Linked DNA regions of Homo sapiens: region 2 is linked to region 1. The links are chromatin contacts, found by Hi-C or POLR2A ChIA-PET in ENCODE. All regions are on one chromosome and are shown on one strand. The core of a region is the stretch at or near the end of the contact, and the rest is flanking DNA. Distances in the headings are between cores, read along the strand shown.

Region 1 (3,664 bases), core at 749-3,248:
CTCTGTTCTGGTCTATCTGGGTAATGAGCAAATTTCTGCTCCTTATCATCTTAGACTTTTAATCTTAATAATTAACGCAATTATCTGCCAAACTACTTGTCAAACAGATTCTGTGAGAATTAGTGTCTAATTATTCTAACCTCTGGTTATTCACTCTAGAAAATGACAAGCTCTGGGAGTACCTTTGGGGTTAGGTTCTTTCAGGGCAAAGATCTTGATAGAAAGACAGAGCAAAGTCCTTTTGGGTGTGGTTCTGTGTGCAGGTCTAAATATAGTTGCTTAGAATGGGCCTCAGGAAAATCCTGAAAGTGGGTGAGGTTTCTGTGTCTTCTTCTGGAACCCCTCTCACGCTTCCTGGCAAGTTATCCTGAAGACTTCCATTTGTATAGAGCTTTACAGTTTGCCAATAACTTGACGTAGATTATCTCCTCTCCTACTCACAAATACCCTGAGGAAGGTATCATTACCATCATCATTTTATAGCTGAATTACTTTATCATTTTATAATCAAAGATACTGGGCTCATTCAACAAATATTTATAGAGTAAACCAGGTGTCAGGCCCAGTGGAAACACAACGATGAAAGAACAATACCCAGGTCCTCCCTTCAGGGAGGCCAGCAGAGAATACTAATCTCAAGCAGGAAGTGACAGCACAGCACTAGGCTAGGATGCCTCGTAGAAGGACCAATGATCCCAGAATGGAACAGCTTTCTGCAGGAGTCATTGCCTGATTTTTTATAGGACCATGGTTAGTAAGATAACAAGAGCTACAGGAAAAGCATTCTAGGCCATCCCGTTCATTCTTATTTGACCTCTCAAAAAGGAGATCTACCAATTCAAATGAATTTCCAATGGTGGCATATTGGATCTTAAAACCAAAAGAGGTCGTTGGAGCAGGCAGTGTGTGGGGTAGTGTGGGCCCAGACATGTCCTCCTGCAGTCCCCAGGTTGGCTATGCCTCCTTGCAGGGACTGCAGACCAGCCTCTGGGACACTTTGCTGAGTAGGCCTGACAACTGTGGCCTCCTCTTCTGAGGCAGAGCATGCAGTAACTCCTCATTCCTCCCCTCAATGAGAGATCTCATTACACCACATAGAGGGCAGCCCTTCTGGAAGTGACAACCAGGGAAACGGAGTCAAAGCTCTTCAACTGCAAAGGCGTAGTCTAATACACACAAGTACCAAGAAGTGTTACAGGTTGAGCATCCCTAATCCAGAAATCCAAAATCTAGAAAGCTCCAAAATCTAAACTTTTTAAAGTGCTGACATGATGCTTTGCTTTCTGATGGTTCAGGGTATACAAACTTCGTTTCATTTCCAAAAAATTTTTAAAATATTCTATAAACTTACATTCAGGTTGTATGTATAAGGCATATATGAAACATAAGTGAATTTCATGGTTAGACTTAGGTCCCATCTCCAAGATATCTCATTATGTATATGCAAAAATTCCGAAGTCTGAAAAAAATAAAAAATCTAAAACACTCTGGTTCCAAACTTTTTGGATAGGGGAGATTCAACCTAGCAATTGTTTGTGGTCAGAGGTGAGAGTTCAATCCAGGACAACTTTTCCTGTTTCTCTGACCTCCCTAAAGAATACATGGAACCTGAATCTCCCCTGCAGAGGTGCAAAGGCAGCTAATACCCCAGGGCAGCAAACAGATCTCCAGAATTTTCCGCAAAGAGACTAGTTCAGCATCTCCAGGGATTGTCAGGCATTTTTACCACTGCACGCTTTTGATTTTTCTCTCAACTGAGCACAACAGAAAATTATTTTGAGGAAAAAAATATATCACTTCAGCCATGCTAACTCCCCTTTAAAGCCATCTGGGATACCAAAATGGGTGAGATAAGTGTAAAATAATTTTAAAAGATGCCATTCCTAGAAATAGTACAGAACTGCTTCCTTATGTGGCTTGTTGGTGGCCAGGGGTCTGCAGGCTGTCCTGGATCCAGGCCCAGGAAGTGACTCAGATGTGGCAAAGAAGCCATGTTGTTGAAGAACATCCCGGGGCTGGATTTGGGAAAGGCACATATTCGATGATGACATAAATTCTGGTCTTGTGCACATATTGTTTTGCAAAATCCAGGCATGAGATCATTTGGCTTGAATATATTCTCTGAGGGTTTCTCACAGACAAACACAGTTATCTGAATTGAGTTAGACCAGGGGAAAGGCATTTTAGGGATTATCTGATTGTACATGTAGACGTTTAAGCGTTTCTCAGTCAGGACAAAAACCAAGGGTTTTCTATTTGCTCTCTGGAGGAAAAGCCCACGGATCTCTTATCATGTCATCTTTTTCTACTGCTTTATGGAGAAGAACTTACAATGTTTTCTCCAAATCACTGGATAAAAAGAAAGAACAGCTGTTGCTCTTCTTTCAGGCAGCATTTATTTGACTAGATGAGTGGTTGGTTGGTTTTGTTTAGTTTCTTGTTTTAGATAATTCAGAAGAATAAGAGCCTCTAAGATTACTCACAGTTTTAACTAGGACTTTCTACTGCAAGTGGGAGGTCATGAATAATACTCGCTTTAGAGAAGCTGTAGTGCCTCTTTCCAGAAGAGACTGGTTTGACACATCACACCCTTGTGGTGTTTCTGACCACTTACATCAGAATCACCCCAGGGAAACCAGTTAAACCACACATATCTGGACTCCACTCCAGAGAGCCTCAGGGAGGGATCATGGGCCCAGGAATCTGCAGGTGTTTCTGATGTCCACCACACTTGCAATCCATAGCCCTACCAATGCCAAAGAAAGTGGTCATTTTCTCATTCTGCCACATCCTTTGCTTGATTCTGCTCAGAATTTTTTCTTAATATAACAACTAAGTCCAAAATATTACCACTCAACAGAAAGGTACAACAAATTCAGGCCCATTAACAGTGTGAAATACTAAAGGGCGGCTGGGCACGGTGGCTCATGCCTGTAATCCCAGCACTCTGGGAGGCCGAGGCGGGCGGATAACCTGAACTCAAGAGTTCGAGACTAGCCTGGCCAACATGGTAAAACTTCGTCTCTACTAAAAAAGTACAAAAACATTTAGCTAGGCGTGGTGGCATGTGCCTGTAGCCCCAGCTACTTGGGAGGCTGAGGCAGGAGAATCACTTGAACCCGGGTAGAAGAGGTTGCAGTGAGCCAAGATTGTGCCACTGCACTCCAGCCTGGGCGACAGAGCGAGACTCCGTCTAAAAACAAAACAAAACAAAACAAAACCTGAAGGGCAAGAAAGAACCTGAAGTCTAACCGATCATCAGTTTCTTGAGTAGAAGAGAGAGAGCAGCAAGTGTCCTAAGGCAGACTTGCAGGCCAGAGGGGAAAGGAGATACCTCAGAGTCTTGTGCAAGAGGCCAGGTAGGGCAAGTTTTATCTTTTTTTTCATCTGCAAAATGTTTAGAGTCATCTTCTGCAATCAAGAGGCTTGCAAATAAGGACAGACTCAGAAAGGCTCAGAAATATTCTCAAGAAAGAAGGAAGGAGCAAATTTTATGAAATCCTGAGAAGATGGATAAAGAATGTACACCCCCATATTTGGAATACTAGAAATGGGGGAATGCCCATTGAAATTTGAAAGACATTTTAGGTGTATAGAAATGCAATGACTGAATAACACAACTGGTCATAAACTTAAGGTAATTATTATCTCAATAGATATTCCA
Region 2 (3,664 bases), core at 389-2,888, 80 kb after region 1:
GATCTTCGAGTCCAAACAATGAGTTTTGCCCTTTAAACATAGTTTGGACCATATATTATGTGTAGGGATGTATGTGCATCTCTTAGTCTATATTCTGTAGAGGAAACAGCCATAGAATATAACACCTAATGAAGAGCCTTGCTTATTAAAGTTATAAATAAAAACAGTGTTCTACCAGCTCTATGTTGTCAAGGCAGGGCTGCCTGAGCCACCATGCTGTATACTTTGAATTATTTGCATCATAATTTTGGGGAAGAAAATCCTGCTGTCCAAGAACCTCTGAAATATAAGGCAAGTCTTAACACTTCTCCCAGGGATGAACTGCATTTGAAATCATATTTCAATCCAAGGTACACCCAGAGCTTTGTTGTGAGAGAGTTCTTCCAGTCCCTAGACCTATCTTCCAAACAGTGTCTCACTGTTTCCTGTAAAGGGCAGTGGTTTCTACTGGGCTGAATACATGAAGAAAGCCCAGTTCCATCCAAGTCTTCTCCACTCACGTTCTTGCCCATTCATTCACAGGAAACCCAAGTTGAAATGGCTATAAGTAAACTTTCTTTGATACCATAAATGCCTGCACTTGGGACAGGCAAGGACTCTGCCCACTCGGCGATTTACATCTTTTCAGGTTGTGTTTACAGAAAGGAACATCTCCAAGCTAATTTTTACCAGAGCTTCTCTTCTCTGCCTCCCATGAGACCAAGTGTTTGCCAGAAGCCGAGTCATCACTCTGACAACATGACGGTGCCCCTACCCTGCATGTGTTTCTTTTCTTCCAAAACCAATAGAAAAAAACCCCAAAACCTATGTTCACATGTGGTTTTCATGAAAGGAAAGAGTTGTTGACACCATCCAGATGGGGACTGGGAGGCGCTGGTTTCCAGCCTGAAGCTGGGTAGGGCTCTGGGTGAGCGGGATTAGGAGACTCTGATATACTTGGGATGACTCATATCCACTGGGGGCTTAGGAGATGTAAAATAAGCCTGTGCTAGATTTTGCTGTGAAACTCATGATACAAAGGCACATCTCCAACACACCATGGCATTCAGAAGGGCTTCTTTAAGGAGACATCTTCAGAAGGAAAAAGAGCAAATTAGAACTTCAGTGTTTTTGGAGAAGACTCCCGGCTACCTCACCTGTTGCATAAGGCCTTGTGGCCAGCCCGGGAGTTATAGACGATGAGAGTTACTGGTTGTTTTCTAGAGAGGCACAGTCTAGTCTTGTGGAGGGGCTGAGAGGTGCTCTCTGAAACAGCCAGACCAAGAAGGCTGGGGATGTGTGTCCATCATGCTGGGGGTGAATTAGCACCAAGGATCAAGACTGAAGAAGTCCAATTCTGTGTTCAGTACACTTCACATGGAGCCTGGGATAAGGTGAAATAACCTGCTGGGTTGGCCCTTGAGATGGATGGAAAGTGAAAGAAGGGATAGGAGGTAATCAGGAGTGTCCAGGACAATTGTCCTGGACAATTTCCTCGATCGGAAATGGTACCCGTGCTTTTATTTTATTCGTTGCTCAGTGCATAATGAATCTGTTTGGTTGAAATGAAAGGATAGCATCTAGGAAAACAGCTGCCTTCAAAACAAAAGTGATTTTGCTTTCTGGAGCTGCCCTATCAGCAAAGGCAGTTTCACCTTCACCTTGGGGTCAAAAAGATTTGCCTCTTGAATGCATGAGTCAAACCTAAACTGTGTCGGATTTTTTAAACCTATGACCTTTAACCACATTGTTGATTCACAATGTCAAAAAGCTTCATTCTTCTTTTGGACTGGAAAGTTTAAACATACTTAGCACAAAGTTGAATCCTGGGTCCACATTTTTAAAAAAATTACCTTTCTAGTTCAGCTAGAAGAACCTCATTTTAACAGAGCACTGTTTGAAAGACTGCATAAATTATGACCAACAATAACAAACCTTTTTAAACAAACACATTAGAATGTATAACCAAAATACATGTGAGTTTTAGTCACATGATGCTATTATTACTCAAATTATTTTCAAAGTTCCTCTTTCAGAGTGGCCTTGAAGACAACTTGAACAGAAGCAGAAAAATGTCACCTGACTTGATAGTCACAGGTTTGCTTCCTTGATCTCATCCAATTTTCTGCCTTTCACATTCTTTTTGCAACTTTAACCTTGCCCTTCTCCCCTCTTTCACTTCATGAACTAATAACCATGGGACTCCCCCGCCCAACCCTTTAAATATATTGTAATGATGCTACCTGGGAATGGAAAAGTCCAGGAGAAAGACTATGGGGCCAACAACAGCTGGGAATCAGAGAGCCCCATGGTGTATGGGGCGTAACACCCAATATTCCTTTGGGTATTAAGTGCATATAAGAAACATAAGAGGAGGCTGGGCGTGGTGACTCATGCCTCTAATCTCAGCACTTTGGTAGGCCGAGGCGGGTGGATCATGAGGTCAAGAGATCGAGACCATCCTGGCCAACATAGTGAAACCCTGTCTCTACCAAAAATACAAAAATTAGCTGGGTGTGGTGGCACGAGCCTGTAGTCTCAGCTACTTGGGAGGCTGAGGCAGGAGAATTGCTTGAATCCAGGGGGCAGAGATTGCAGTGAGCCAAGATCGTGCCACTGCACTCCAGCCTGGGAGACAGAGTGAGACTCCGTCTCAAAATAAATAAATAAATAAATAAATAAATAAATAAATAAATAAATAAATAAATGAATGTAAGAGGATAACTGATCAAGTGTTCTCTACACAAATCACCACCAGTTGAACCCCCATTAAGGCAGGTAATAGTCCTTGGCTATAGACAAGAGTTGGTACCATGCGCCTAATGTAGGTCTGGATTTGGTTAACATCCTTTTGTGCAACAGGTCAGAGAAGGACTGATAACCAGAACACTGGCAGGCTGTGCTGGAACTGCTTGTTGCTGGATGGCAGGGACATTTGAGGCACAGAGATAAGAAGGGAAAGAACCAACTGTTGCGCGGATTCCCTCAATGGCAGCAGCTGTGTCTTAGTCTGTTTGTGCTGCTAGAACAACATACCTGAGACTGGGTAATTTATAAAGAACAGAAATGTATTTTCACAGTTTTGGAGGTTGAATGTTCAAAATCTAGATGCCAGCAGGTTCGGTGTCTGGTGAGGCCCAGTCTCTGCTTCCAAGACATTGACTTGTCGCTTTGTCCTTTGAAGGAAACGCACTCTGTGTCCTCACATGGCAAATAAATGGAAGGGCGAAAAGGGCCAAGCTAGTTCCCTCCAGCATTTGAATAATGCGCTAGTCTCATTTACGCGGGCAGAGCCCTCCTCCTGGCTCATCACGTCCTAAATGTCCCTCTCTTAATACTGTTGCATTGGGGATTAAGCTTCAACATGAATTTTAGGGGAAGAAAAACACTGAATGCATAGCAAGCTGTAAGAGAGACTTATGAGTTGTCTTGGGCCAATGTCTGGGAAAGGATTAGTTTGAGGGAGTTCCAGTATTGTAGAGCTACAGGAGGAAAAAGTGCCAGGTCAGGGTAGCTGAGAACAATGGAGAAATTGGGGGATAACCTAGATTTGGAACTGGAAGACCCACTTGGATTGTTGTGAGGATTAAATGAGATCTTTATACAAATAATTTGAAGCCACAAAATTGTTTTTTGTTGATGCGTCATTCACCATTTTCCTCATTCACGAGGAAGGCAACAAGCA

The links. Hi-C counts contacts between places; a loop is a spot of excess contacts on that map. ChIA-PET counts read pairs that join two places held with the same protein, here RNA polymerase II (POLR2A). Pooled maps may share reads with other maps.
Region 2: a loop to region 1 is called in a pooled map, with 3 times the contacts of the local background. The contact joins two enhancer-like sites. A Hi-C loop is called at or near these places in 1 of 168 maps with a recorded cell type or tissue (endothelial cell of hepatic sinusoid), 13 of 37 single-sample maps with no recorded cell type and 5 of 50 pooled maps. POLR2A ChIA-PET finds 5 or more read pairs at or near these places in 2 of 52 experiments (Caco-2 and OCI-LY7).

The regions. Positions count from the first base shown.
Region 1 is chr5:78,675,898-78,679,561 of GRCh38, forward strand. The region is part of intron 4 of LOC124900191 (a long non-coding RNA gene); the gene reads right to left. Among named protein-coding and RNA genes, the nearest start is that of LHFPL2, 29 kb to the left of the region's middle. Within about 2 kb of position 1,999, at least 17 of the 41 ENCODE cell types and tissues checked have a DNase peak (open chromatin) inside an H3K27ac peak, as active enhancers do.
Region 2 is chr5:78,756,638-78,760,301 of GRCh38, forward strand. The region is part of intron 3 of LOC124900191 (a long non-coding RNA gene); the gene reads right to left. Among named protein-coding and RNA genes, the nearest start is that of LHFPL2, 110 kb to the left of the region's middle. RefSeq lists enhancers at 411-470, 1,041-1,090. Within about 2 kb of position 1,639, at least 4 of the 41 ENCODE cell types and tissues checked have a DNase peak (open chromatin) inside an H3K27ac peak, as active enhancers do.